Linked DNA regions of Homo sapiens: region 1 is linked to region 2. A link is a loop called in an ENCODE intact Hi-C map of the cell type or tissue named here. Cell type or tissue: mammary epithelial cell. All regions are shown on one strand. Each heading gives the region's core, and the rest is flanking DNA. Links, peaks and the distances in the headings are about the cores only.

The links. A loop is a pair of places that touch in the nucleus more often than their neighbours do. Peaks named below come from ENCODE experiments on the same cell type or tissue, not always from the same donor. Only the 100,000 strongest peaks of a DNase experiment are listed, where the experiment ranks them.
Region 1: a loop joins it to region 2, with 5 times the contacts of the local background. A loop is called at or near these places in 4 of 110 quality-filtered maps.

Annotation. Positions count from the first base shown.
Region 1 is chr10:33,066,447-33,082,087 of GRCh38, forward strand. ITGB1-DT (ITGB1 divergent transcript) reads left to right here. Exons shown (of 3, transcript NR_184020.1): 3 at 14,896-15,641. It overlaps IATPR (ITGB1 adjacent tumor promoting lncRNA), which reads right to left. Exons shown (of 3, transcript NR_160030.1): 2 at 8,416-8,537; 3 at 7,580-7,800. Among named protein-coding and RNA genes, the nearest start is that of IATPR, 43 kb to the right of the region's middle. RefSeq lists an enhancer at 9,483-9,984. In mammary epithelial cell, for the core only: a CTCF peak has its summit at 7,397; no DNase peak of the experiment used is centred there.
Region 2 is chr10:33,150,458-33,166,098 of GRCh38, forward strand. No RefSeq gene overlaps it. Among named protein-coding and RNA genes, the nearest start is that of IATPR, 41 kb to the left of the region's middle. In mammary epithelial cell, for the core only: a CTCF peak has its summit at 5,556 (motif pointing left); DNase peaks (open chromatin) are centred at 5,604 and 6,864; H3K27ac peaks cover 1,120 bases.

The DNA of each region.
Region 1 (15,641 bases), core at 3,213-11,212, 83 kb before region 2:
CCACGTCTGGCTAATTTTTGTATTTTCAGTAGAGACAGGGTTTCACCATGTTGGCCAGGCTGGTCTCAAACACCCAACCACAGGTGATCCGCCCACCTCGGCCTCCTAAAGTGCTGTGATTACAGGCGTGAGCCACCACACCCAGCCACTTTCTACATCTTTAGTAGAGTTTGCTGGCCGAGGCTTTGTTATGGGTTAGTCCGTGTTTCAGCTCACTAGGAAGAAGGGCAGCAATTTCCTTTCAGGGTGGAAGTTGCATACATGACATCAGCTCACCCTTCATTGATGAGAACTTAGTCACGTGGTCATACTCAGCTGCCAGGTAGCCAGGATATGCAGTGTGGCCTTGGGCAGTGATATGCCCAGCTCTAATCATATCACTTTGAAAGATGGGAAGAATTAATTCTGGTACAAACCAACAGTGTCTGCCACATTTGTCCTCAGTATGAGCTCCCTTTCCCTTTCCCAAGTGTCAGACTACCCAAAAAATCCACAGTTCTCGTTCCTTCACTGCAGTGCCCTCTAGCTTCTGCTCCTGGCTTTCTTGAGTGTCTCTGTTGTTGCTTCTTATCTCTAATGTCACCCAGTTCTCATTTAATCTTAGCAAGTCCGGTTGACCTTTTAGAAAAACAGCCCTATGATTTATGACAGGGTTTTTCAACGCTGGCGCTTGACATGAAATTCTTTGTTTTAGGAGCTGTCTTGGGCAATGTAGAATGTTGAGTCACATCCCTGCCTTCGGCCCAGTGGATTCCAGTAGCATCTCCCTGTTGTGATGACCAAAAATGCCTCCAGACATTACCAAGTGTCCTTGGGGGGACAAAATTGCCTGTGGTTGAGAATCACTGACTTACAGGTGGATGGGATCTCTACCTTTTGTCCCACCATGTTTTTAATGGTCACCAACATTTTGGTTCAAAGAGAATTCCTCCTTTATAATGATAAATCTCTCTTGGTTTTACAAAGCAATGCTATTTGACTAAATTTAACTTCTTAGGTATTGAGTCTGTATTTGTAGATGTGAAGCTTTTTAACTCTGAGGAGCTCTAGGTAATTATTTCACCCAAATAATCCTATGAACACTAGAATCTATTCTAAAATATCAGATCTAGGCTATGGATCAGGGGAGACTTTGAGGCAGAGAGAAGAGAAGCTGTTTAATTTAGGAGGCAAAAAGTGGGGGCAGGAGGAAGAGAAGCTCATTGAGAAATAGTAAAAAAAGGACTTACTGGAATGTTGTATTCATGGGCAAGAAAATGCCGATTCATTTTACAGTGTGCTACATGATATTCCAGACCTCGAACTTCAGGATGCATTAAAATCACTTGGCACTCTTGTTCAAATGTGTTTAACCCACCTCCAGAGATTCTAGTTCAGTTGATCTGGTGGCAGGAGGTAGTGGGTGGGGTGGGCAGAAATGGAAATTCTGATGCCATTGATCCAATTTTAAAAAATGACTGTTTTAGACTAACTTTTCAGAAACGTTTAAAAATGTTTCTATGTTCATTTAAATAATAGCTGTCAATTGTGATTGAGGAATCACACCAGCATGAGTAGTTTATTTTGTCATTTAGCCCAGGTTCTAATTCATGGCATCTATGCCAAGTGAGGAACAAAGTGGGCTTTGTTAATTGCCTGCCAATACCTTGTTTCCCAGCACAGAACTCTCTAGAAGCTGGATTGCACCATGTGCTTTAGGCTGGAGCTAATGTTTGGCCTTTTATTTCCTCTTCTCTGGATTTCTGCCTATTTTATCTCTTGTCCTTCCCTCCAAAATAAATGATAGGCAGGGCCCTGCTACCGTAGCACCAGGCAAAGTCTATTGGTTACACCCTCCAGTGACCTAGGAAAGGGAGCAGGACAGAGAGGGACCATTTTGGTTGTAAAGATAAAAATTGGAACCAAAGGCAACAAGCCTCAAGTAGTTAATGAGGAACCTTAAAATGATGAGAAAAAGAGATTTTTGAAAGTTAAATTAGTGACTCTAATGAATTCACTTTAGCATGTGATGCCTAATCTCATTCTTGCCTGGTATCAATGACCAGCACCCACCAGTCAAGGCTCCTTTGCCCATGGCGAGGGCAGTTGTTTGGGCCAGCCAGAATCCCCTTGACACCAGAGAGGAGAGGCCAGGCCTCCTGTCCTGAGGTGGAAGCCAGTCCTGTTCTTCCTGTTGCATGGGCAGTTGGAATCCAGAGTGCACAAGAGAAGATAAAAGTCGTGCTTTGCAAGGGAACTGATCTTTAACACAGCAACCTTGGCTGATGAGGCTTAGGTTTTCACAAAGGAGATCCACCTACTCCTCAGAGTTGGTGCAAGCAGGAGGGCAGAAAAAGAATCTAAAATGTGGACAGGGCTGGGAGTGGTGGCTCACACCTGTAATCCCAGCACTTTGGGAGGCCGAGTCAGGCAGATCAATTAAGCCCAGCAGTTCGATACTAGCCTGGCCAACATGGTGAAACCCCGTCTCTACAAAAAATACAACAATTAGCCAGGCGTGGTGGCAGGCACCTGTAATTCCAGCTATTTGGGAGGCTCAGGCATGAGAATTGCCTGAACCAAGGAAGTGGAGGTCGCAGTGGGCCAAGATCATACCACTGCACTCCAGCCTGGGCAACAGAGTGAGAACCTGTCTCAAAAATAAATAAAATAAAATGAAATGTGAACAGGAGTTGGCTCCTGTAGAGACCAAGTCCGAAATCAGATGCAGGGGAATAAGAACCTGACCTTCAACTCTTTCTCCTGCTTTTACGACTTTTCTCCCTTTCTCCTTCTTTTTCCTTCCTTCCTCCATCTCTTCTGTTTTTTTTTTTTTTCCTTTTAAAGACCAAAGACAAATTTTTCATATAGACCAACCTTAAGACAAGCTCAAGGAAGTAGCATTGTTCACACCTCTCCTTTTCTTCTTGTTCTGATATGGCCCCAATCTAGCTTGGGTTCAGTGTTGCCCCCTCATTTTGATACTCACACACTGTTTCTCTATCTCTCTCCCTTCTTTCCTTCCTTCCTTCCTTCCTTCCTTCCTTCCTTCCTTCCTTCCTTCCTCCCTCCCTCCCTCCCTCCCTAGCTCCTTCCTTCCTCTCTCTCCTTCTCTCTTTCTTTCTCTCACCCTCTTTCTCTTTATCTCTCTCTCTTTCTCTTTCTTTCTTGATAGGATCTTGCTATGTTGCCCAGGCTGGTCTCGAACCCCTGGCCTCAAGTGATCCTCCTGCTTCAGCCTCCCAAAGCATTGGGATTACAGGCATAAGTCACCATGCCTGACTCTTACACACTCTGATAACAGCAACTGTTACTGAGCTGAGCACATAGTAGGAGCCTTGTAAAAGCACAGAGTCAGTCAAATGCATATAGGCTGTCTCAAGTTGAAGCAGCTGTGTCCCAGAGGATTACTCAATGCTAAATTTCTTCTGTCCTATGTTACATTCTCTCTTGCTCCCACTTGCTTTGATCACCCACCCATCCTCAGAGATGTGTGTCCACCTGACCTGCCTGGCTCTGGCATTTTTATGAGGTGGTTGTGTTCTGATGGTGATCATGGCCCTGGTTCTAACTCTGCCTCATCCTCCCCATAGTGAGCAAGCTTTTCCCTCCCACCCTGCCCTCATAGCCTCTGTATTTGCGTTGATGTGCTTATCTCTGGGCTGAGAGCTGATTTGGTCTTCCCTGGCTACAGGGCTGAAGTAGGGCTGGTTGATACAGAGGTGCTCGGTCTGTCCTTAAGACCAGGGATGGTGTGTTAGTTTCCTTGGACTGCCATAACAAAGAACCACGAACTGAGCAGCTTCAACAACAGACATTCATTGTCTGAAAGTTCTGGAGGCTCCAAGTCCAAGATCAAGCTGTTGCAGGATTGTGGGCTCTGAGGTAGAATCTATTCTCGGCTAATTTCGTGGCTTCTGGCACTTTGCTGGCGATCTTTGGGATTCCTTTTCTTATAGAAGCATCACCCCAGTCTCTGCCTTCATATTCACATGGCCTTCTCCCTGGGTGCATGTCTGTGTCCAAATTTCCCCTTTTGATAAGGACACTAATCATGTGGGATGAGGGGCGTGTCCTACTCATGTGTGATTTCATCTTAACTAATTACATCTGCAATAACCTTATTTCCAAATAAGGTCACATTCCAAGGTACTGGGGGTTAAAACCTCCACATCTTCTTGGGGGACCCTTAAGAGATGGTGACTTTTCTGTCGCCATCTTTCACATCTGTCACTTGCATCTATTAACCTCTTTCCTGGGGCTGAGACTAGAGTGAAACAAATGAGAACTCATGGGGAACAATAAATTTAAGGGGACATAAAGTAGCTCAGCAGTCAAGATAAATTATATTTTAAATGAAGTGGGTTTTTAAATATATATATATTGTGTCTTTTTTTGGTCAGTTTTTTAGTGTTTTTAATTTTTTTTTTTATTTTTGAAGCAGAGCCTCACTTTGTTGCTCAGGCTGGAATGGAGTGGTACAATCATGGCTCACTGCAGCCTCCATCTCCCAGACTCAAGGGATCCTCCAGAGCCTCAGAGTCCAGATTAGCTGGGACTACAGGCATACATATGCCTGGCTAATTTATATATGTTTTTTGTATAGATGGGGTCTCTCTGTATTGCCCAGGCCTCAATCAGTTCACCCACCTTGGCTTCACAAAGTGTTGGAATGACAGTCATGAGCCACTGCACCCAGCTGTGAAATGTTTTTAAATGTAAAAGTCAATGGGAAAAAATCCATGATGAACAAAATATTAACGTCATAAAGAAAGGCAGGATCTGCCCTCACGCTTGCACGGTGGAGCCTCTCTCATCTCATCCCGTCTTTGCCTGCCCCAACATTGGCTTAATGGGGACTGAGCAAACCAAGGCCCACCCCGCCCCCTGTAGCTGGGACCCTTACCTCTTGTTACCCTTGACTATAGTTTCTTTAACTTCAGAACACAACCAAAGATGCTTTGTTGGATTTTGGAATTCAGAAGGCTTGTTTAACACTAGGTTTGAACCTTATTAATTTCCTACTTCAGTGATTCTCTGCCAAGTCTTTTATACTCCTCTCAAGCTCTGTGTTTGATTAGAATACTTTCATTCCTTGAACTCAGACACTTCTTGGAGGGGGATCTTGCTGATTAGTTTGATGTCATGTGGCCCTGTCAACATTCCTTCATCTTTGCTGTTTTTTTTTTTTTTTTTTTTTTTTTAAATACCAAATGAAGGTGCACTTAGGTACGGAACTCTCTCTCTGGGTGGTGCTCCTTCCCTGGTCTCCTGTAGGGTTGGACCGGAACGCTCTCGGTGTTCACTTCTAGGGTCAGAACACATCTGGAGCAGGATTATGAAGCAGCATTTCCCCTGCAATCTGTCAAACTCGCCAACAACTAGAGAAATCACCCTGATTCCTGAGAGAGATTACCAGGAAGCCTTTTTCAGGGGCAGACGGGGTTATTTTGCCAGTGTAGCAGAAAAAAGGTAAATAACAGGTGTAAACCAAAAATAAAATTCTAAGCCTCCAGAATGACTAAATGGATCTCCCTCTTGGCCGAGGCATTCCAAAGTAAACCTGAAAAACTAGTTCAAGCTGTGATGGGAAGAGGGGCTTGTTGGATAGACCTCCTTATGCCCTCCTCCCTTTGGAATTCAGGCTCAACTGACCAGGGTTAACATTAAAACAGAGATCTTAGGACTGACAAAGCAGACTCTTTGTAGTGGGAAGACACCAAATTCCAACCTGACTCTAGTATAGCATCATAGGACAGATGGCAGGCCCTGAAAGACACTGAAGTATTTTACTCCAAAATAGATTTCTTTGACATCTTTTTAAATGGCCCTGAAAAACTGTCTTTTGTGAGGAAATCTACATTCTGTAGAGAATCCTCTTCCCTTTCTAGGTCTTTACCTCATCTGGGAGATATTTAACTAAGGGTTCGGCAAGTTTTTAGGTCTGATAAAAGACATTTGTTCTCTATTCTCTCTACAGCCTAGAGGCTTCATTTGCATAATGAAATCCCTGGTCTTCACAACCCCTTATCTTAACCTAGAAGACTTTCCTTTCTGTTGATTCCAGGTCTTTGGATAATAACTTAACGCTTTCAACTGATTGGCAATCAGAACATTTTTGAATCCACTATGACCTGGAAGCCATACCCACTCTCCCAGCCTGTCCCCCACAACTGCTTCCAGACCCAACCAATGTACACCTTACATGTATTAATTGATGTCTGCCTACAACTTCTGTCTCTCTAAAAGATATAAAATTAAGCTGTAACCCAACCACCTTGGGCACATGTTCTCAGGACCTCTTGGGGCTGTGTCACGGGCCTTGGTCACTCATATCTGACTCAGAATAAAGCTTCTGAAATATGTCACAGAGTTTAACTCTTTCCATTGACACAGGTGAGTTTGTGTTGCCCACTGCTTGTTATGTGTTACAGTAAGAACGAGATGATCCATTTGCAGAGCTTTGCCTTTTCTGTGGCCAGGTGGGCAGCTGAAGAGACTTGACATGTAGGCCAGTCATTCCATCTGTTCCCAACTCTTTCAGCCTCCTTCTGGGATCCTGTTTTTCCTGCCATCACCCAGCTGAACCCAGACTTTATTCTTTTATAACACACCCCCAGCACACAAATTTATGCACCTACACCAAATTCACTTGCCAGCCACCTCGTTCAATAGCTGTGAATATTTCTGTAGCCTCTTTCTTTTGTGAACTGCAAATAATGACCAGCCTAGTCTCTATGGTTATATTTAGGGGGAAAAGATTCTCTGTAGTAGATTTCTTTTATTAATTAATGTTCTATTTTTTCCATTCACTGATACCCTACATTTTATAGCTTCTAGGAAAATTATACTTGGTACAGTACTTTGACCCTAAATGTGTCCATGTGCAGGAAATAGTACAGTAATTGACACCCAGTTAGTGTTTAGTTAATCGTAGTTCTAAATTATGTGTCTAATGAAGAAAATTTGGAAATCACTTTGCTTAAGAATAAGGAAGTTTTGCAGGGCAAATGTATTAGTCTGTTCTCACGCTACTAATAAAGACATACTGGAGACTGTGTAATTTATAAAAAAAGAGGTTTAATGAACTCATGGTTCCTTATGGCTGGGGAGGCCTCACAATCATGGCGGAAGATGAAGGAAGAGCAAAGGGACTTCTTACATGGCAGCAGGCAACAGAGCTTGTGCAGGAGAACTCTTGTTTATAAAACCATCAGATCTCGTGAGACTTCACTCCCTATCATGAGAACAGCATGAGGGTAACCACACCCATGATTAAATTACCTCCCACTGGGTCCCTGCCACGACAAGTGGGGATTATGGGAACTACAATTCAAGATGAGATTTGGGTGAGGACACAGCCAAACCATATTAGCAAACATTTGAGCAAATGTGCTATCAACATTAAGAAGACCAACATCTAGGAGGCAGCACAGAGCTAATGCAAGAGCATTACACTTGGAGTCAGGATTGCTAAGAGCTCCTTGCAGATCTGCTACTGGGTGACTTGCAGATCTGCTACTGGGTAACTTCTCTGGGCCTCAGTTTCCTCATGTGTAAAACCAAGAGGACTGGCAGAAACACTAGCGGAGAGCCCTTCCGGCTCTAAGTCTGTGACACTTTGATGGCTCTTGTTCCTGGATGAAGGGACACCACTGGGAGAAATTTCTTCCTCCATAAGTCAACAAATTGGAATTAAAGTGCCTATGATTCCCTCCGTGAAGTTCGGTGCTGCCAACGATCACGATTCTCATGAACTCAATAAATTGTGCAATATTCTGGAAACAGCTGCCTCTCAGGGGTGGTGTTTAAGTCATCCAACTGGGAAAACAGAGGACACAAAATAATCGTAAAATGGTTTCAGGGAGACATAAGACTGACAGAAATAGAATCCCTGCTCTTTCTGGAATCGAACACTGCTGTTGCACCACAATTTCTGTGAGTTGGACCTAAAAGGAATGTCTTTACTTTTCAGGACTTGCTTTTTGTTCCTTAAAGAGCCAGGGAAATATGAAAGCAATCGATTTCTTCAGAATTCCAAAAGAAAGATATTGCTGTTTGCAAGACAAAGAAAAAAATTAAATGGAGATGGCAGCCTGTGTGTGCTGTTCCCTTCAGCAACGAGCAAACTGTGACCCAATTTGCAAGCCCTTGCAGGTTTGCAGGGTAGACCCTGGCGCTATCTCTTCCCATTAGTTTCTCTGGCAGTAGGACTGGCTGGGAGAAATTGGCTCAGTAGTACATCAGTAGTTATATTACACAGCAGCTGTGGAAAATTATTAAACTAACAGAGAGACAAATGGCTTGGGAGAGAATAAAGTTAGCAAGTCTGGAAACCCCCATTACAGTACATTATGTTGAGTTCCTTCTCCCTCTAGATTAAGACCCTGGTTCCTAAATGAGAATCCAAATTACAGCTAAACTTACTTTACTTACCTGTCTTCTTTTAAATTTGTTTCTCATTTTTCTTTGGCCAGTTAGAGATCATAGAACACTGTCCCATCTTATGCCATTTCTTTCCTCTTTGGTCTTGGACCATCTCTTCCTCTGTGCTGTCACTGGAGATATACAATTACACACGTTCAATCTCATGTGTTCCTCATACACACACACACTCATGTGGATACCCTGATATTCACTCTGCACACACATGCTCACATGCAAACACACCCTGTCTCACACACACTCATGGATGTGCACACACACTTTTGCACAATTTTTTTTTTTGAGATGGAGTCTTGCTCTGTTGCCCAGGCTGGAGTGCAGTGGCAGGATCTCGGCTCACTGCAACCTCCACCTCTCAGGTTCAAGTGATTCTCCTGTCTGAGCCTCCCTAGTAGCTGGGATTATAGGCTCGAGCCACCACGCCCAACTAATTTTTGTATTTTTAGTAGAGACAGGGTTTCACCATGTTGGCCAGGCTGGTCTTGAACTCCTGACCTCAAGTGATCCGCCTACCTCGGCCTCCCAAAATGCTGGGATTATAGGCATGAGCCACTGTGCCCGGTACATTTGCACACATTTTTGAGACTCCAGTGTCTGGGCTCTGGTTGAAAGGCCACTCTGAATTTTTTTCCACTCTCTGTGGTAGTTGGAACTATGTCTACTCCCAAGAGTTCAGACCACTCTGTTGAGAGTTCAGCATGTTTGTAAATGTAATTGGTTTATTAAACGGTATGAATTTAGTGAGAAACACACAAGAAGTATTTATTTTTCCTCCAAATGCAACCTTACAATATGTTCTGTTGAATCTGCATTTCATTTCTCTTAATGATAGGTCCCACAGCTTCTCGGTTATAATGCGGTTGGGGACCAGGCGCGGTGGCTCATGCCTGTAGTCCCAGCCACTCAAGAGGCTGAGGTAGGAGGATTGCTTGAGCCCAGGAGTTTGAGGCTGCAGTGAGCTATGATTGCACCACTGCACTCCAGCCTGGGTGACAGAGGGAGCCTGTCTCAAAAAAATAAAATAAAATGCAGTCGGGTCCAGATCAAAACTTAAATTTCTGGTCAGATTAGTGCTCATGTCCTTCTCCAAGAGCTGCCAGGCACGGAGAGTCTTGTCTAGAGGAGAGAGGAGTGGTTGGCTTTTTTATTTCTTTCACCTTCTGCTTATAGCCGCTGTGTAGTTGACATGAAACAAAGTGATTAGAGAAAAGGGACAAATGCTTTTATTTAGCTGCTGTTGTTGGAGCTCTCTCGGCTGTTTTTTTTTTTTAGATGGAGTCTCACTTTGTCGCCCAGGCTGTAGTGCAGTGGGGCAATCTCGGTTCACTGCAACCTCCACCTCCCGGGTTCAAGCAATTCTCCTGCCTTAGCCTCCCAAGTAGCTGGGACTACAGACACCTGCCACCATGCCCGGCTAATTATTGTATTTTTAGTAGAGACGGGGATTCGCCATGTTGACCAGGCTGGTCTTGAACTCCTGACCTCAAGTGTTCCGCTCACCTAGGCCTCTCAAAGTGCTGGGATTACAGGCTTCAGCCACTGCTCCCGGCCTTTCCTGGCTGTTGATGTCTGTAGATGGAGGCATCAGAAACCTGACTCTCCAGGTGGGTCACAGGTGGGTGCTTTGGAGGGTGATGTGCTTGCCTCCCCATGTATAGTTTGCTGATGTGGGGAGCTCATCTGGCTTGATGTTTCTGGCTGCACCACTCAGCCCCCATGCCCCCTGGCATGCTCACAGCAAGTGTGGCTTAGGTATTGTCCTGGGAAGCCTGGTCAGAGCTTTCCCCATTCTACAATGTCCAGGGCAGCTCTCACCTCCTGGCCATGCCATGGGGTGGGGTGTAGACCTTGTTACTGCTGCCCTCTGTTCTTCATGAAGAGCAGAGGAGCAGGTCTGCTGTAACAGAGGCTGTCCACCTGAAGACTGCCTGCCAGTGAGTCTTGCCTTCACCCCTATTCTTCACAAATGATCCTTTGGAGCCCCCCTGTATGTGGCTTTTGGGAGGGCATACCCATGTCAGGCAGAATTGTAATCCAGCCCCAAGATGCCTGCCCCTGATGTGGACACCTTGCACAATCCCCAAGATTACAATTATGATGGACTCAGCTCCTGCAATAGGTCCCTGACATATGGCACTGTCGACTTTAATAAAGGGATATTATTGGTCGGGGGTGGTGACTCATGCCTGTAATCCCAGAACTTTAGAAGGCTGAGGTGAGTGGATCACAATGTCAAGAGATCAAGACCATCCTGGCCAACAAGGTGAAACACCATCTCTACTAAAAATACAAAAATTAGCTGGGCATGGTGGCACGCACCTGTAGTCCTACCTATTCGGGAGACTGAGGCAGGAGAATCGCTTGAACTTGGGAGGTGGAGATTGCAGTGAGCCGAGATCACCCCACTGCACTCCAGCCTGGTGAAACAGTGAGACTCCGTCTCAAAAAAAAAAAAAAAAGAAAAAGAAAAAAAAAAGAAAGAAAGAAAGAAAGAAAGAAAGAAAGAAAGAAAGAAAGAAAGAAAGAAAGAAAGAAAGAAAGGGATATTACGGAGGGTGGGTCTGACCTAATCAGGAAAGTGCTAAAAAGGGGCTGGGCTCTTCCTGGAAAGGGATTTGAAGCATGAGAATCATTTAACTTGGGAGCTTTGCTGGCTTTGAAGATGGAGGGGTCATGTGGTGAGGAATGTGGGTGCCCTCTAAGAGCAGCCCCTGACTGACAGTCAGCAAGGAAGTGGAAACCTCAGTCCTATAGCTACAAGGAACTGAGTTCTGCCAATAACCACAAGAAGCTGGAAGAGGACTTGGAACATCAGGTGTGAACCCAGCCAGCCAACAGCTTGGTTCCAGCCTTGTGGCACCCTGAACGAGAACCCAGCTACATGGTGCCTGGACTTCTTAGCTACCGAGCCGTGAGCTGGTGAATTCATGTTGTTTTAAGCCACTAAGTTGGTGCCAATTGTTAGAAAGCAATAGAAACTGAAGAGTACATTGCCCCTTCACCTGCTAGTGGGGAAGAGAGAGAAAAGGCCCCAGCACCTTTCATCTAAGTCAACAACTCCCAATTCCAACTAGTTTTTTGCAAATATGATCTGGGGGCAAATGGTGGATTGATTGTAGCAGGGTCAAATAGCCTTGGAGAAGTGTCTGGCTTCCATCCAAGTCAATTATCTTTAGGGGCCGTTAGTATTACTGTTTTCAACCTTGGGTTTTTGGCCACAATTCCCAGACAACAGAAAAAGTCCTGTTCAACATCCTGCTACCCATGAGAAAAGCAGTGGTCCCAATACCTTTATTCTTTTATAATCACGATGTTGAACAAGTATGGCTTCAGGGTGTAATTATTAAGTCATTTTATTTTTGTCTCCTATAGCTCCTTTGTGCTGTGGAGCTAATTAGTCTCTTGCTCCTGGATCACCATGACTTTTATGGTCACCTTCAGGGAATGAGAAGTCTTCTAATCAGTAATTAATGTCTCATTCAGAGACATCACCAAAACTTGCCACTTCATTCAAGGTTACAGCTATACCCTTTTCCCTACCATTGTAGGTGCTGAGAGGGAGGGGAGTGGTTGACTTTGATTTTCTCCAACTTGAGCTTTGATTTGCCAGCCACATCCCCCGACACTCTGGTTTTCTATCTCTGTGAGATTAGAGGAGAGGAGAGAGGACAAGGAAGGGAATGCCCCAGGCTTGTCTTTACCGAAGGTAAAACATCACCCACATAGGGTATCTCTAGAGAACCCATGAGAGCCCTCATCAGTCACTGTAAACCGTCAGAGCCCAGAGAGTGAGAGGCCAGCCTAGGACAGATTCAGTCACGTGGAGCTTTCCTTCTCCTTCCTTCCTTGTCCATTTTTCATTTATTTGGCCCCGTCTGCTGGAGTGTCTCCGTGCTCCTGCCCTAAATGTTCCTAATTTCTGTCTCCTCTTCTTCCTCTGAGGGATGCCTCGGGGTAGGTGTTTCTCAACATTCTGACTTTTACTTTCTTCTCCTCTTTTTGATACTCTAGCTGCTGTTTGTTGTGTTTGTTTGTTTTTGGAGATGAGGTCTCCCTATGTCACCCAGGCTAGTCTTGAACTTCTGTCCTCAAGCAATCCTTCCACCTCCACCTCCCAAGTAGCTGGGACTACAGGCACACGCCACCATGCCTGGGTGATTTTTAATTTTTGTTTTTGTAAAGACAGGGTCTCACTACATTGCCCAGGCTGGTCTCAAACTCCTGGGCTCAAGTGATCTTCCTGCCTCAGCCTCCCTAAGTGCTGGGATTGCAGGTGTGAGCCATCATGCCTGTTTGGCTGGTGTTTTTCATGTGTTCCTGCGGCTTTGACTCTTAGGTTGAGGTGAGTGATTTTGTTTTTATTTATTTATTTTTATTTTTTGAGATGGAGTCTTGCTCTGTCGCCCAGGCTGGAGTGCAGTGGTGTGATCTTGGCTTATTCCAACCTCTGCTTCCCGGGTTCAAGTGATTCTCCTGCCTCAGCCTCCCAAGTAGCTGGAATTACAGGTATGTGCCACCACGCCAGGCTAATTTTTTATTTTTAGTAGAGACAGGGTTTCGCCTTGTTGGTCAGGCTGTCCTTGAACTCCTGACCTCGGGTGATCCACCCACCTTGGCTTCCCAAAGTGTTGGGATTACAGGCGTGAGCCACTGCACCCAGCCAGGTGGCTGATTTTAAAATCTGCATTTCCAGAACTCCCTCTCCTCTGAGCTCCAGTTCTGTATTCCTGATTGTACATTGGAGATCTTGACCCAAAAGGCCCACAGCCTTCTAAAGTCCCACATGTTTCAAAGGAAAGCCATCGCTCTCCTGCCCCCTTCCACCTCCCTCTCAATCCTTGTTTTTCTTAACTGTACCTCTGTTCTCCATCCACCCAGGCTGCCCAACATCTGACTGCTCCTTCTTCCTTAGTCTCTACATCAAATCCACCAAGTCCTTCCATTCTGCCTTCTCAATAGCTTTTTGTTTTGCTTTTTAATCTTATCAAAATTGAATTGTTAAAATTTTTTTTTTGCTTTATTTCAATAGCTTTAGGAGTAAAGGTGGTTTTTGATTACATGAACGCATTGTATGGTGGTGGAGTCTGGGCTTTCAGTGTACCCATCACCCGAACAGTGAACATTGTACATAATAATTTTTCATCCCTTATCCCCCTCCCACACTTCCCCCTTCTGAGTCTCCAAAGCCCATTATATCTCTGTATGCCCCTGTGTACCCAAAGGTTAGCTCCCATGTGTAAGTGAGAGCATGTGGTATTTGGTTTTCCATTCCTGAGTTGCCTCACTTAGGATGATGGCCTCCAGATCCATCCAAGTTTCTGCAAAAGACATTATTTTCCTCTTTTTTTTAAATGGCTGAGTAGTATTCCATGGTGTGTGTGTGTGTGTGTGTGTGTGTGTGTGTGTGTGTGTGTGTATGTGATATGGTTTGGCTGTGTCCCCACTCAAATATCATCTTGAATTGTAGCTCCCATAATTCCCACGTGTCATGGGAAGGTCTCATTGGGAGGCAATTTAATCATGGGGGCGGGTCTTTCCCATGCTGTTCTCGTGGCTGTGAATAAGTCTCACAAGATCTGATGGCTTTATGAAGGGGGGTTCCCCTGCACATATCTTCTTGCCTGCCGCCATGCAAGATGTGACTTTGCTTCTCTTTTGCCTTCTGCCATGATTGTGAGGCCTCCCCAGCCATGTGGAACTGTGAGTCAATTAAACCTCTTTCCTCTATAAATTACCCAGTCTCAGGTATGTCTTTATTAGCAGCATGAGAGCTGACTAATACAGTGTGTGTGTGTGTACACACCACATTTTCTTTGTGCACTCATCAGTTTATGGGCATTTAGGTGATTCCACATCTTTGCAATTGTGAATTGTGCTGCAATAGACATTTGCATGCAGGTGTCTTTTTAATATAATGATTTATCTTTCTTTGAGTAGATGTCCAGTAACGGGATTGCTGGATTGAATGGTAGATATACTTTTTGCTCTTTGAGAAATCTCCAGACCGTTTTCCACAGAGGTTGTACTAATTTACATTCCCACTAACATTGTATTCGCTTTCCCTTTTCATCAAATCTGTGCCAACATCTATTATTTTTTGACTTTTAAATAATGGCCATTGTGATGGGGGTAAGGTGGCATCTTACCACAGGGGCTTTTGAATGGGACTCCTCCTCCCCATCACAGCTGCTCCTCCCTTGGTCCAAAACTCAGAGGCAACAGTCTGTCTTTCTATCAATATGCTTTTAAAATACATACATACATACATAAATATTTTTGTAGACTGGGATCATACTCCTCCTGTTATTCTATAAATTGATTTTTTTCCCACTTAACAATATATTGTGGAAATCTTTTAAAGTCACTTCTTATTCATCCACAATAGTTTTCAAATATTATGACAGTTGAGGACTTTGGGTTTTGCCTTCTGTTGTTCAGATAGAGTTCTCATGGTCTCTTTCTCCTTTTCAGTTCCTGGTGACCTGAATTCCCATGGAGGAAAGAGGAAAAGGACATTATGCAAGGAGATGGCATCTCGTGTCCCTGGTGAACCAAATTCCATTAGGAAGACGGTGCAGTGTGAGGTGGACCTGGACCTGGATAAAATGGGTGTTTAACAAGTATTTGTTGAGTAGGTGGTGGAGGAGGCACGACTAGATGCAGGGTCTAGCTGAGTTGACAAGAGCTAACACCAGGTGTGGACCAGGACAGGGGGACCTTAAGCGAAGACACCCTGCCAGATGTGTCTTGTTCCCTTGACTGTGGGGAGGCCCTTGGTGGTGGGGTGACGGTCCCCCAGTCTGAGGATTTTCCCTGGATGTAGCCTCTCAGTGCTAAAATGGGACAGTCCCAGGCAAACCAGGTCAGTTGGTCACTCTACTCAGTGAGCCCCGTGCTGTGTTCAAATTTTCCTCTTAACAGATGTGGATGGATTTCGGAAACTTAGAAACCACCATTTCTCTGTGCCTGGGAGGAGAGTTAAATCTTCTCACCAGAATCCTTTTATGTGTGAGAGAAATAAATATCTATCCTTTTTATATCTCTTTTGTTTTGGATTCTTTGTCACCAGCAGCCAAACCCAATTCTTACATAAACGTGATACTAATTAAATTCATTTGCATAAACTCACCAGTTTTATCCTTAATTACTGTGATATACACTCATGAAGTATGTACCCTAAAATACCACTGTAAGTTTTATTTGATTACAGCATTAAA
Region 2 (15,641 bases), core at 2,454-10,453:
ACAGCTGCAGAGATATGGAAAATATGAGTACCTACACATCAGCAAATGTCTTTAGTCTATAATTAAATTTGACAGTACATTAAGAAACATAGGATCCCAAAGCAGAGGAGCCCAAGAACGACAGCGATGCCTGTCTTGTTCTTTATTGGCCAGTTTGCCCCATGCGGGCATCCCAGGGCCTGTAGGCTTTGAGCAAGCGAGATCCTTGAACATCACTGAAGTCTGGGAGGGATGGGAGAAGCAGACCCTCCAAGGGATCTGGTCATGTGGGGCCAGGGCATGGGATCTATAGTTCTTCGTGCTTCAGCTCCCACCACGGCAGGTGCCAGGAGAGAAGCTGAGTCCACTGGAGAGGAAGCAATGGCTAGGGTACTAGGCTGTGCACTGAGCTCTCCGCTGAGAGCCTCGGAGGTGGAGAGTGGATGGGAGAGAGGGCACAACAAAAATTGGGGTGGTGCAATCAAGTTTATTACACTACCCCCTCCCAACCAAACCCATCCTCTGAGAAGTAACCCTGTTCAACAGCTTAGCTTGGAAATATTAACATCTCTGATTGTTGGTCAGGAAGCATGATGCCATTTTTATCTTTTTCATCTAAACAAAGTCAAACAAAACCTCTCTCTCTTCAGGGCAAACAACCTTGACAGATGGGTTTCCTGGGCAACTGTAGGCACCTTGAGTATTTTCTTCAGTGCGGTTACCTCTGTACCTGACACTCAGTCAATGTTGCTTGAGTGGACAAGTGAATGACTGTCCAGCATCAATACATTCCTGTTGATTTGTTAGATGAGGAGACCATAAGGAAAAAAAAAAGTCACATCATGTGGATCAGTTGTTCTCAAACTTGAGCATGCACAAGCATTGCGTGGGGAAGATTGTGAAAACTGCAGGCCTTGGTTTCCAGTGTTAAAGTTTCCAATTCCGTCGATCTGGGGTGGAGAGGAGAATTTGCATTTTTAAAAACAAACATCTCAGGTGAGTCTGGTGCAGGTGGTGTGGAGACCACATTAAGAGAAGCAATGCTGAAAGTGCTGGTCATTTGTGGCATGTTGCCTTAGGGATGTGAATGGTAGAAAAAGACCATGTTTTATGTTTACTCCCAGCAAGGGCCACACCTACAGGACACAGCTGCAGATACCACATTTGCCTTCCTATCCACCTGACATTGGAGAGAACTTGCTACTGAAAAAGGAACTTGACCATTATTGCAACAAATGACCTGTAAATACACAGTGTGAGCTATCCACACAGTGTGGGCTGAGACATGCCGAAGTCCTATATCACTCCCAAATATCTCTCATCCTATGGCATTTTATCCCATAGGCATTTATTAGGTACTTACTTTGTGCCAGGCACTGTGTTCAGTTCTGGAGACAACAGGTGTTTCAGAAATATAAGTCTTGAGCCAGGCAGCGTGGTGCACACCTCTAGTTCCAGCTACTTGGGAAGCTAAGCCTGGAGGATCACTTGAGCCCAGGAGTTCGAGGCCAGCCTGGGCAACATAATGAGATCCTGTCTCTAAAAAATAAAAAATAAGAAAAAGATATAAAGGTTTTTGAAATCTTTTATCATATTTGTACTTTCTTTGGGCAAGAATGCAACCACGTTCCCTGTGAATCTAGTAGCAAGACGAGTGAGCATGAAGTCAGCAATGGTGAGTGGATGAAGGGTAGTAGAAGGTGTGAACCAGAAAAAACTGATTTTGTTAACCAACCTCAGTGAAACTGTGGAGAACCCATGTTTTCTAAGATCCCACGCTCTGAGAAAGTTTGCTGTTTGGTTCGCTTTGATGGGAAAGGGCAGCCCGTTCTTGTGGAGGGGCCAAGCCTCATGGGTCACTTTGACATAGGGAAGCAGCCTCGGTTTCCAAACCAGACGATAAGAAGTTTGAACACAACATTCCACAGTTATCTTAACTTTGCTGTTTCCAAGGAAACAGGACCCTGAGTCCAAGTCTTAGACCTGCTGGTTATCAGACTATGATGTTCCCAATAGAATCTACAAAGAAAAAAAAAGTTCGTGATGGGACTTGGCCAAGACCACATAAATTTACAGCGTGCCTCCCAGGCCATCCCACAGCTGCAGAGGGATGGGCAACCTCTGTCCTTTTGAGCAATTATTGCTTTCCTACCTAATGGCGACTTCTTTCCCAGTGACTCCCTCAGCCCCACTTCACTCTTCTTCCTCCTGAATAATGATTGCTGCATACCTAGTTTCTAAACGCCTGTTCTTCATGGCAGCGTCCAATATAGAGCTTTCCATCTTCCCTAGCCCCTCTTAAAAATCATTCTGCACAAGCCCAAAACCCATAACAAGCCCCGCTGCAACCCCATCTTAATGAGATGCTCCACAATTCCCGTGGTGTTCCATCAACCTTGTCGTAGCTGGTTAACAAACCTATTTTTTTTTTTTTTTTGGCCACAAGTATGTTCTTAGTAATCCTTATTTGATGGACTTTATCAAAGGGTAGAGGTTGGCAAAGATGGGATTCTTCTCCTTCAAGAGGTACATGTTTTGCAACCAGATTTCTGAGAAGACTTAATAGTAACAAGCCCCGAGTTGCAGTGTTTGCCAGCCTTTGTGGTGTAACTACTCAACATTCTGGTCAATTTCAAGCTACCAGCATGATGCCATTTTGAACACAGAGTTGGGAAGAGATGCACTCAATCAGCTTTTGGGGGTCTTCACAAGTTGGCTTCAGCAAACCACTGTCCCCAACTTACCCATCTTTCTCAAACAAGAACTTTTTTTTCTCATGGAGTTTTCCAGATTTGTTTCTCCACAGAGTAGCTTATGATCTTGTATCCCCCTGAACTTGAGCAAGGAATCTGGTGCTAAGCTGATGTATAAGCAGGTTCTGAGGAATGTCATGACAAATAGACATCACCAACACAGATCCTGCATGTAAAAATTGACGAATGGGAAACAGCCCAGAGATTCAGAGACTAGTAAACGCCCATTCATATAGTTACCGTTGGTTGCTTCTTGGAAGGTAGCTTCACAGCTAGGACTGAAGCCCCATGGTTTCATCTTAGAGAAGAGATACACACCCTCTTAGGTATCAACATGAGCTCATCTTGCTTTGGCCCAGGCTTAATGAAAGCCTTGAGAAAGACCTGGCTTTTTTTTTTTAATCATACAAAGAAAATTATCTTTGTGGAATATCTGTGAAGTGATTATAGATAATGGTCCACGATCTGATGGCTACAAGTTCAGCCACTTGGCTGAGAAACGAATTCCCTATCTGCTACTCCAAGACCTCATTATGTGCTCACGCTGGCAAATTGGTAACGAAAAGACTTAAAAAGTTTCTGAGAGCAAAGCAGCTCCTTTCTTAGCCTGACTGGCCTACAGAGCAGGGCCCTTGGGAGCAGAGAACTAAATTCAATGCAAATTTCAAACAAGATTACCAGTGGCTTCTCATCCTCCTGGAAGTTTGAGAATGTGTAGACTGTACAAAGCCAACAGACAAAGATGGAAACACCGTAACTGAAGGGAGGAAAAAAGAAAATGGTTTAGGCTAGGCTAAGAAGGTTGGTATTATTTTTCTAAAGAGGCATAAGCTCCTTTGACAAGAATACAAAGGAAATGGATCTTACTTTCAGTTCAGCACTTTACTCAGCAAACTCGTGTAGTATCTTTCTTGTGCTGGAGAAATCAGAATGAAACTCTGTGTCTACTGAGAGAGATGGGTATGGGAGGCAGTTACTTGCTTCTTTGCTGTCACATCCAGTCCTTGGCCATTCTCTGAAATCTGCATTTCCCAGATAGCCTTAGCAACAGGCGTTGGTCTCTGTTTAAGGCCGTGGGGACACTGGCTTGAGATTGGAGGATGGGTATTGGGTAGATGGTGGGAGAATCATCCCCATCTCTCTTTGCTTCAGGTGGTGTTCCAGTGATCCTAGTTCCACTGGACCAGATCTAGCCAGGGAGCCTTGACTGCTGGGCTCTGGTAACAGCTTATGCTTTACCTTTGTTCTTTTAGCCCTGTGACTGCTAGCAGCTTCCTAGTGTAACTAAAATCTGAGATGCCCCCTTACGTCTTCTTTGGTTTATTCACTCTCTCAACATCTTTGTAACTGGCTTATTGCATTAAATTCCTCCTGTTGAACTACCTGGAAAGGGCTTTATTTTATTGACCATAGCCTGACAAATACAGAAAACAAATACATAATTTAATTATAATATGATGCTGCTATAAATAGCGCCTGTACAAGGCCCTCTGGAGACACAGATGGTGGCTGTCTCTCTCTCTCTCACTTGCGGGGACAAAGAAGAATCTCATTGAATGGAAAATTTGAGCTGCAGCTCCAAGAATGAGTAGAAAATCCCAAGGGAATGGGGAGGGAGTATTCCAGGCATTTTCCAGAAGTATGGCAACGTGACAAAATACGAAGTTTTAGAGGAATGGCAAATACTCACCAACCATTGAATAATGGGTCAAACACAAAACAAGCAGACTACTCAGAGCTTAGATATTCAGATTTCAGTTTTTATGCCTGTCGGCATCACTAATGCCACAGAAGCCTCAAATTCCCCTGGACTTGGAGAATGGAAGGGATCACCTGAAAATCGCTGGAAAACTTAGGACTCTGTCCTCCTTCTCTACCAATGCAAAGGGCTATTCGCCTTACTAGCAATCTCTGGGGAAACTTTAAACAATGTATTTGCAAATGATACTTATTTAAAATCTTTAAACTGCAAGACACTATTGTTGGAAATCAGATTGTCATCTTCTGAAAGATTCACTTCTTACTTGCCTCTCTTCTGCAAGAGTGAAGGGTCGGGAAGAGACTTCCGAAGTCACTGATGAACAAAATAAACCAGGGCTTGGAAAGGGCCCAGAGAACATCTGTTTAGTCTTTTTCTTTTGGTAGTGACAAAAATGGTGTCTAAGACTTAATCATCACCCCTTCCTAAAATACACACATATGGGAAGCAATGGTGGTCTTTCTGCTCTGGGGGTGGTTCACAGCTTTCAGTTTGGAGCTGAAGACTGCCACCACACACACCATTCTCATTAAAGCAGAATGACTTGCTTGCCTTCAAGGATGATATTTCCATTTCTATGCTTTAGTGCATCTTTCTGTAGTAGCAGAGAATGGTGTATTTTCAAATATGCTCCCTGTTCATGTATCACTTAATGCTCTCACAAGACCGTGATCAGCTGGCACAAATGGAAAGAGTTCAGTTACTTGCCCAGAAATCTCCAATAGACACTCATCAAGACCAGGGATCGCACCCAGGTCTCTATTTTTGGCAGGCACATTTTCTGCCACTCCATAGCCCTTTTTGGGATAGCCACTTTTGTTGCAAATTCATATCCTGTGAGAGCTCCAGGGCCAACACTCCATTAAAAACACAAGAGCTGTCAGGTTGGCCCTGTGACATTTCTCTCTCTCTCTCTCTCTCTCTCTCTCTCTGTCTCTCTCTCTCATCTACTTTTTGGAGACAATGTTTAAGGAGAGATGTTCAACCCAAGACAATGCCTCCAGGACTTTGCTTTCTCACCACCAACCACCTGACCCCAGAGAGAAATGCCCTTCTGACCCCTACTGGTTATGATGGGGCATACACCAAGTGCAGAGAATTCTTTCCAAGCTGATTTCAGAATATTCTCCAAAACACTCTCCAACAATGATTGGACAAGAAGGTTAAACATAGAGAACGTTGACTCAGTCCTGATTAAACAGGCTGAAAAGACAGAAACAAATAATCACCACGTATGTAGCAATAATGGAGCAACAAAGTAAATATGAAGGCAGAGGCTTGCTATCAATATTTAACTAGAGGATTAATATACAGAGAATGCACTTCCGAGAATACCAAGGTGACCAGGGGGGCAGAAATGACTCAATTATGATACACTGTCACAGTCAGGGAAGAAGAAAGTGTTGTCTGCATTGTTTAACTTAGTGTTATAAACGCACAACTGAGGCAATCACGGTGATTAACATGGAGATGATGATGAGTGATAACGCCAGACTCATTAGCATGAAGCATTTGTTGATAGAAACGGATAGGGAACAAGTTGTAAATTCTGGCCAAGAATTTCTCCCTAAGAGATTCCTGTACATCGCACATCGCAGTCTTGCATATCGAGACTGTTCTAAGGCTTTTTTTTTTTTTTTTGGTCCTTTATTTGCTCAATGAGACCAAATGTCTCAAGAATCACTTCTTTACATCTTGGGGTAAAGTTTCTAACCATAATGTGCCCTGATATTCATTTGTACAAACAAATATGTTTCTTAGTCTATTGCTATTCAACCATTTCTTAGAATGGGGACATTATCAAAGTATTGAATATGCAAATTTTTCCATGAGTAAGTAAATTTGGGGAATTCTGGATTAAAGTGTACTTTAGCATATCAAAATGGCTTTAGTGTGGTGAGATACACTGAGATTCTTCAAGAGGGATGTAGTTGTATATGGCACTTCCCATAAACATTAGTCTATACCATCGTCTCTATAGAAATATCTTAAATAACCAAGATTCCTTAGGAGGCTCTTGAGGAACGGCTTTTCTTTCCTGATTCTTTTCTTCAATCAGTCCAGTCCATTGCTGGGTTTCCTCTACACCATCTTGCCCACACTTCCTTTATGTATGGAGTGAGATGGTCACCAGCTGGTTTTCTGAAAATCTTCATACCAGAGGAGGTGAAAATGCTCTGTAGTATCATCCAGAGACCCTACCCTCGAGTGTGCTAGGAAGGACCATATACTCCTGAGTCTTCTCTGACAGCAATGATCCCCACCAATGTCTTGTTCTCTTTCCTATTAGAACAGCATGCAGACACATTGGCACCAAATACCTAAAAGTCATTGCTCCTCAACAGGAAATGACACATTTTCAGTCCCACTGGGATTGCATCATATTCCGATACTATTTCTTGAAGAGCTAATGCTATGTGAACCTCTAAGATTACGGGACCTTATATGTTCCCATCTCCATTTCCATGATTTAATATTGCAAGATTCCGGCATTTTCCTTCTTGTCCCCTCTGAAATCCTATTCTTCCCTCCACTCTGTGTCTCACTAACAACTCCTCCTGGAGCTGCACAGAAATAGAGACCATTAGTCTTTGAGACAAGGCTGAGTACAAAAAAGAGTTGAAACAAGTGACAGTGAATTTCAGGAGTCAGGTTTCTCTGCAAGGAGCCAGGTTTCATTTCTGCCTTGGCCATTATGTGTTTATTTGGGTGAACTTGGTCAGGTGGTTACCACCTTTGTTTTTTCTCTGTCAAAAAGGGATCATGGCACCCAAGCAGCATATTAAAATGAGCAAAAGCCACAAAAATGTAAGGCCACAAAATGGTGAAAAATGACTGCCACAGACATTCATAATTTTTTAAAATTTTATTTCAAGGTTACTGCATTGATTCTTTCTCTGATAGTGAAAAACCTGGTACGGGTCAATTTTTTTATAATAAACTTCAGGGGATGGTACATATTCAAGTGGAAATGAATGGACGGCATGGCTGCGAGTCAGTTAGTCAAGCTGTATATATTCAGATTGAAATGGGCAACTGTCTAATTGCACTTACGGAGAGAGGGGGCACCAAGGCACCTTTACCTCTTCCTTGCGTCTTGGTAAGTGTTTGCTTGACCTTGGCTTAGGAAGGAGCCTGCCCTGCCGTAGGACAGTAAGAATTAGCTCAAAACGATTCTTCCAAGGAAGAGCCACAGAGAAGAGATCAATGAAGAATATTAAAGATCTGTAATCTTGCTTTGCCTTAAATAAGCCTATGGGTTTGCCTTAGGACAAGACTAAAAAAAAAAAAAAAAGAAGCTGATCCCACTACTGGGTATCTACCCAGAGGAAAAGAAGTCATTAATGCCCATCAATCAATGAGTGGATACAGAAAATGTGGTAGATAGATAGATATAGATATATAAACAGATATACCATAGAATACTACTCAGCCGTAAAGAGGAATGAAATGATGGCATTTGCAGCAACTGGATGGGATTGGAGACTATTATTCTGAGTGAGGTAACTCAGGAATGGAAAACCAAGCATAGTATGTTCTCACTCGTAAGTGGGAGCTAAGCTATGAGGACGCAAAGGCATAAGAATGATACAATGGACTGGCCGGGCGCGGTGGCGTGATCACGCCTGTAATCCCAGCACTTTGGGAGGCCGAGGCGCGTGGATCACGAAGTCAGGAGATCGAGACCATCCTAGCTAACACGGTGAAACCCCGTCTCTACTAAAAATACAAAAAATTAGCCGGACGCGGTGGCGGGCGCCTGTAGTCCCAGCTACTCGGAAGGCTGAGGCAGGAGAATGGTGTGAACCCGGGAGGCGGAGCTTGCAGTGAGCCGAGATCGCGCCACTGCACTCCAGCCTGGGCGAAAGAGTGAGACTCCGCCTCAAAAAAAAAAAAAAAAGAATGATACAATGGACTTTGGGGACTCGGGGGGAGAGGGTGGGAGGGGAGTGAGGGGTAAAAGACTACACATTGGGTACAGTGTACACTGCTCAGGTGACGGGTGCACCAAAATGAGAAATCACCACTAAAGAACTTACGCATGTAACCAAACACCTGTTCCCCCCAAAACCAATAGAAATTAAAGAAACAAACAAGCAAATAAATGAATACATAAAAATACTCATTTAAAAAAAAGGTGAATTGCTGGGTACCAAAAAATGGGAGGAGTTTTTAGTTTGGGGCCTGGAATGTCAGAAAAAGAGAGAGTAAGAGTCCCTGGTATAGCTGGTTAGGGGAGGCAGAGAGCATGAACCTGGAGTCATACTGCCAATTCCTCAATCCTGCCTCCGCCACATGCTGGCTGGGCCATCTCCTTCATATTCCTTAACCTCCTTGTGCCGCCGTTTCATACTTTGCAAGTGGTGATAATGATGATTATATCTAGCCAGTGGGCTTGTTGTAAGGATGAAATAATACATGCATGTGAAGTGCTTAAAATAGTACCAGGCACATGGCAAGGTCTTAAATAGCAATTATATTATCAATACTAAATAAATATCCTGCCTGCTCTCGGACTCCAGGGGTTGGAGTGGGAAGGAGTGAAGGGTGGAAAATGCAAGAAAGAAGAGAAAATGTTCTAAGCACCTTAGCAGAGGAGTAGCTTGGAGTGCCTTGTGGTGCCGGGGCTTTCTTGAGAAGCCCATGGAGGTGTCCCCCATGTTGGAAATAGCTGCATAAGGTGAGGGGATGGATCATGCAGTTCTGCTTTCAGTTATTTGATAATGATGTGGCTTTTAATAACTCCTCTGTCAACTCCCTACTGCCCTATTCCACAGCACACCCATTTTTACTTAAAGACTTTAAGTAAAACTCTGCTTTAAACAATGACCTGTGTGCATGGCTACTTAGGGGGATTAAACAAAAGGTGTTGTGTTCTTTATCCGGGCGGTGTTGCCTGTTTAGTTGTGATGGGGTAAGAAGAGATGAGGTACTGGATGTGAGGCTCCAGAGAGATGGAGAATTCAGAGGAAGCAACATCACAAAGAGAGGCATCCCAGAGAAACTCAGGAGAGACTTGGGCGTGGAGGATGCAGAGAATTTCACTGTATGTGTGTTGGGGGGCTCTTGGAACTTCTAATGAGAGCCTCAAGGAGGGGAGATTCTTTAAAAGTGGGGATTTGGCTGACACCGGTTCTAGCTTCTTCCTGGGAACTGCGTTCCTAGTTCTTAGCCCAGCTGTGAGGCTAGGTCTTCTCACTGGCGGCTGTCATACTTCATGGACATTCCTGCCTCTTAGTCAACTTGCTCCTTCAAAGTTGACTGTTGCTCCTGACTGTTCTCGGACCCCAGCCTCTTGGCCCATCTGCTACCAGCACTACACCTGTCTGTCAGTTCCACCCGGAAATGCCTCCGTGCTTGACCTGTTTCTCCACATCAACCTCCCCTGGAGCTCGAGACCCACATTCCCTACATTCTCACTGCCTGCCCCGCTCTCACAGCTCAGCAGGAGACAGATGCAAACAGTTACTTAAACCAGCATATCATTAATATCTTAATCAGTACAGTGTGGCAAAAGAACAGGGCCTCTTTTTTTTTTTTTTTTTTTTGAGATGGAGTCTCCTCGCTCTGTCGCCCAGGCTGGAGAGCAGTGGTGTGATCTCAACTTACTGCAGCCTCCACCTCCTGGGTTCAAGAGATTCTCCTGCCTCAGCCTCCTGAGTAGCTGGGATTACAGGCACCCACTACCACGCTCAGTTAATTTTTGAATTTTTAGTAGAGATGGGGTTTCACCATGTTGGCCAGGCTGGTCTTGAGCTCCTGACCTCAAGTGATCCATCTGCCTCGGCCTCCCAAAGTGCTGGGATTACAGGCGTAAGCCACTGCACCCAGCCTCAAGAACAGGGCCTTTTAAAGAGAGTAACAGGGGACAAAGTTTAAGTTGAGGGGTCAGTGAAGACCTCTAAGAGGAAAGGATATTTAAATTGCAACCTGGACAATTAATAAGGGACAACTGGGTGAATGGGACACATGGGAGAGCTAACTAAGAAAGGAAAGCATAGGCAGCGCTTTTGACATTTTTAAGGCATTGAAAGACCAGTGTATCTGGACCTCAGCAAGCACGGCGTAAAACGGCATGAGGTGAAATGAAACAGATAGGGAGCCCTGTTATTATTTATTAATGTAGGTATACTGTAGTATCTGTAAGTCCTCAGATCATGCAGAACTTATAGACCACAGGTTTCAGTTACCTATGGCTGTGTAACAAACTATCCCCAAACTTAGTGGATTAACACAAGAATGATGTATTATTTCTAGCAGTTGAATAGGTTGACTGCACCCACGGGCTAGTTCTGCTCCATGTAGGGTAGCTGACATCACTCATGTGGCTTCCTTTATCTGAGATCTCCCTTGGGGCTATAAGGCTCAAGCTGGTCTCTTGTCTTCTAGGGTCCCTGGCTGCATGACCTCTCACTGCCCATTCATCTTGCTGGAGCTTCTTTTTTTTTTGAGACAGAATCTCACTCTGTTGCCCAGGCTGGAGGGCAGTGGTGCGATCTCAGCTCACTGCAACCTCTGCCTCCCAGATTCAAGTGATTCTCCTGCCTCAGCCTCCTAAGTAGCTGGGATTACAAGGGTGCGCCATCACACTTGACACATTTTTGTATTTTTAGTGGAGATAGGGTTTCACTATGTTGGCCAGGCTGCTCTTGAACTCCTGAGCTCAAGTGATCCACCTGCCTTGGCCTTCCAAAGTGCTAAGATTACAGGTGTGAACCACCACGCCTGGCCTTGCTGGAGCTTCTTTACAGCATGGTGACTGCTGTCCAGAGGACAGTGCCCATGTGTAAAATGCTTATTAAGCAGCCACTTAGTGTCAGTTAGCCAAGCCCAGAGTCAATGTTTAAAGAGAACACACAAGGCACAGAGACCAGGAGGTGTGGCTCACTGGGGACCACTAGACCAGGGTACGGTGACCAGGTTTTATTCTAAAAGCAATGGGAAATCTGAATATTTTAAAGCAGAGGGATGACGATTCAATTCACATTTTGAAAAGTAAAAAGTGAAATGAAAGAATATTTTATTGCTATCCCACATTCAGTATGCCTAAAATTGCCCTCGTTTACTTTTTCCCCAAATTAGCTTTTCTGTTTTAAAAATTTTTTTAGAGACGGAGTCTCACTATGTTGGCCAGGTTAACCTCGAACTCCTGGCCTCAAGTGATCCTCCCACCTCAGCCTCCTGAGTGGCTGGAATTACAGAAGTGAGCCACTGCACCCAGTTAGCTACTGCTTTTGTTGTTCTTTTTAGAATGGCTGATGCTGCTATACTTCTGGCCAACCAAACTGAGAAGTAAGCATCTTCTTGAAGTCTTCTTGCCTCCATTGTCTTTTAATGTCTTCATGTTTTACCTCCATGTGTACTCCCTGGAGCTCAGAATAACAGCCTCAAGTGATTGTAAGACAGACAAATTGGCTGTTGTGCGTTAGGAGGTGGACTTTACCTTGTGATTTCGTAACAAGAATACTTTGCACTTGCAGATGTCCCTGCATCTACTCTTTTATTTCTCATGGTCACCAATCAGAGTTTCCAAACTTTTTCCTAATAGACATCCTTGTCTTTTTCTCCTAACTCTACGTGCACCCCTATCAGACTACTACCAATGTAATCTTTCTAATCAACCCAAGTAATTCCTCTGCCAACATCTCCACTGTATCTCCATTGGAATAAATGACAGTACTTTTTAGGCAAGAAGGAGGTGTTCATGATAGGCTAATTCAATTCTGCCTTTATTTGAGGGAGGTTTTAGGACCCGCAGAAGTTACAGGACTGCTCCAATGTTGCACCTGTAGCAGAGTCAGAATTTGTACCCAGTTTTTTTTTTTTTTGAGACAGGGTCTTGCTCTGTTGCCCAGGCTTGAGTGCAGTGGCACCATCATAGCTCACTGCAGCCGTGAACTCCTCCTGAGTAGCTGGGACCATAGGCACACACCATCACACCTGGCTAATCTTTTTACATTTTTGTGAGACAAGGTCTCACTATGTTCCCCAGGCTGGTCTTGAACTCTTGGCCTCAAGAGATCCTTCTTCTTTGGCATCCTAAATCATTGAGACTACAGGTGTGAGCCACTGTGCATGACTGGAACCCAGCTCTTCTGACTTCAAGTCTAGACTTTTTTTTTTTTTTTTTTTTGAGACGGAGTGTCACTCTGTCTCCCAGGCTGGAGGGCAATGGCGCAGTCTTGGCTCACCGCAACCTCCGCCTCCTGGGTTCAAGAGATTCTCTTGCCTCAGCCTCCTGAGTAGCTGGGATTACAGGCATGTGCCACCACGACCAGCAAATTTTTGTATTTTTAGTAGAGACGGGGTTTCACTATGTTGGCCAGGCTGGTCTCGAACTCCTGACCTCAGGTGACCCGCCTGCCTTGGCCTCCCAAAGCACTGGGATTACAGGCATGACCTGCTGCACCCAGCCACGTCTAGAATTTTTTAAGAAAGAAATTATTGTGTAACTTTCTGAGTGTTTTAGACATTTTGTCAATTTAGTTTTCACAACCAGTTTTTGGTTCCCATGGTATTGTCTTCATTTTTATCAATGCATTAACCAAAACTCAGCAAAATTAAGTAACTTGAAAAAAATTGCATGAAGAATGAACAATTAAATTGGTTATTTACACAAAGTGCTGCTAAGTTTCAAAGCCCATGTTATAGCTTCTTCTTCCTGTCACTCATCTTTCCCACACAAATCTACAAATCACTTGAGGGCCTAATCTAGATCTCACATCCCTTTTTATATCACGTAACACCTTGTGCAGACAGGTACTTAATGAATATATTTAGGGAAATGGAAGAATAATAGAAGGAAACAAAGAAAGAAGGAAAGAAGGAAGAAAGAAAGGAGAGAAGGGAGGATTTAGATAAATACCAAGGCCTCCGGAGGCCAAAGCCATTGTCCTTTCCGCTCTAACAAATGATATCTTGAATATTATTGATCAGAACAAATGCAAAGAATGGGCCCACAGTAAATTATCTTGATATATTTCTGGTTTCCATCCTCCTTTTGTATGAGGAAATACGAATATGAATATACTGATTAAGAATAGTGTGGGTTGGCTTGCAAGTTAGCATAAGTTATGAAGAGTTAATGCAAAGTTTAATAAAGACGTTTATCTCCACTGCTCAAATAGAAGTGAATGGACTTAGAAATAAGGTTTGTACAATGCAGATCATTCAAGAGCCCCGTGACTAACTAGATGTGAGAAGTGGCTGAATTGGCTGAAGTGTCACTATACAAATATTAACATTTTGCATTGTTTTACTTCATTTAGAGATCATTTAATTCAGAAGGGAAATGGAATAGCTTGTCTTTCATGATCTATAGCACTCTAGTTCATTTAAATAATAGATCTTTGTGTTTGGAGCTTTTTTTCACTTACAGTTTCCGTTCAGCTTCCTGCCAAGATTGGGTTAGAGAGGCTTAATGGTAATGCGTGACATGTGCTTTGTGGAGTGTGTTCCCTGGAGCTCAGAGTAACAGCCTCAAGTGACTGTAACACAGCCTGAAAAATTGGCTGTTGTGCATTAGGAGGTGCACTTTACCTTGCAATTTCGTAACAAGAATACTTTGCATTTGCAGATGTCAATTTGTGGATCCGTGTTTTTAAAATGTTTGCTGCATCTTCCTGTACCCCGGGGACCGAGGAATGGCTCTGGAGACAAGCAGACAAATTCCACATTGATGCATCACTGTGCTCGGGCTGTGCCACCACCAAGGAGGGCTTCCGCTGACTTCAAAGGGAACTCAGAGCATGATGGGAAAATTGGACCTAATAAGAATATTTCTTTTTGAAAACTCCTTTTCTAAGGTGCTTCACTGAAAAGTGCTTTGCCTGTTATATATTCCCTTAAGCCAAAATGCATGTAAATGCAGGAGCTTACAAGCAGGGGTTACAGACTAGAATGACTTCCTGGGGTACCATTGTCAGGTGATGGTACAAATAATGCCACTATCAAGATGAACTTGAAAGCCCAAAATGCTGCCAGGGATTTGACAATGGTGCTGAGATCATGGAGTGAGGTTGACTGAGTGGTGCCTTCTTTCGACTTGCAAGAGAACCTAAAGGGTCAGCCAGCCAGAGGCTGTCAGGTATATACCAAGAGAGAGTAAGTGTGACATTTCTGGACCCTCAATAGAGAAAGATAGGCTTGAGCCTGACTTACTGATGCAAATATTTATTTTCTAGAGTGAGTTGCTTTGAGGGTAGTTTCTAAAACAGAGATGTTATTGAGGCTCTTAGCATTTGGGTGTTGTTTTTTTGTTTTTCTTTTTCCTTTTTTTGAGATGGGGTTTTGTTCTGTTACTCAGGCTGGAGTGCAGTGGTGAGATCATAGCTTATTGCAGCCTGGAATTCCTGGGCTCAAGCCATCCTCCTGCCTCAGCCTCCCAAGTAGCTGGGACTATGGGTGTGTGCCACCACACCCAGCTAATTTTCATATTTTTTGTAGAGAATCAGTTTTGCCATGTTGCCCAGACTAGTCTTGCAATCCTAGGCTCAAGTGACTCTCTCGCCTCAGCTTCCCAAAATGCTGGGATTACAGATGGGAGCCTCTGCAACTGGCTCTGGCTAATTAAAAAACTTTTTGCAGAGATAGGGTCTCACCATGTTGCCCTGGCTAGTCTCAAACTCCTATCCTCAAGTGCTCCTCACATTTGGGTTTTATGAGCAGTTGTTGCTTTCTTGTGACAGACACAGATCCATAGTGTTGGTCAGCCAAATATAACCATCTAGACCCCACTTCCTGGTGCCTTATACTCTCTAGAGTGTGCCATTTTCCAATCACTCACTCCTCATTCATTCCTCAACTCACCCAGCCTCTACTTTCGGCCAGGTCATTCCGACATTTGCCTCGCTGTGTAATCTGATTGTGGATTGACAACTTATTGGTTAAAAAAAAACTCATCTTCCTAGTGGGACCTGTTTCAGGAGTGAGTAAACAGGCAATTTGTTTTTGGTTTTCATGTCTCCTTTCCCTTTGTGGAGTCTCCTTCTTTTCTTGATACTTTCTCCAGGTACCCAGGTTTCCTTAACTCCAGAGTTGATTTCTGGCTGGGATAACATATCACAGCCTGCTCCTGGGCTCCTCCCTTTCCGGTGTGTCTTCCTGGCATGATATTTCGTCCTCTAATAGCCACACTCTCTTTCAGTGGT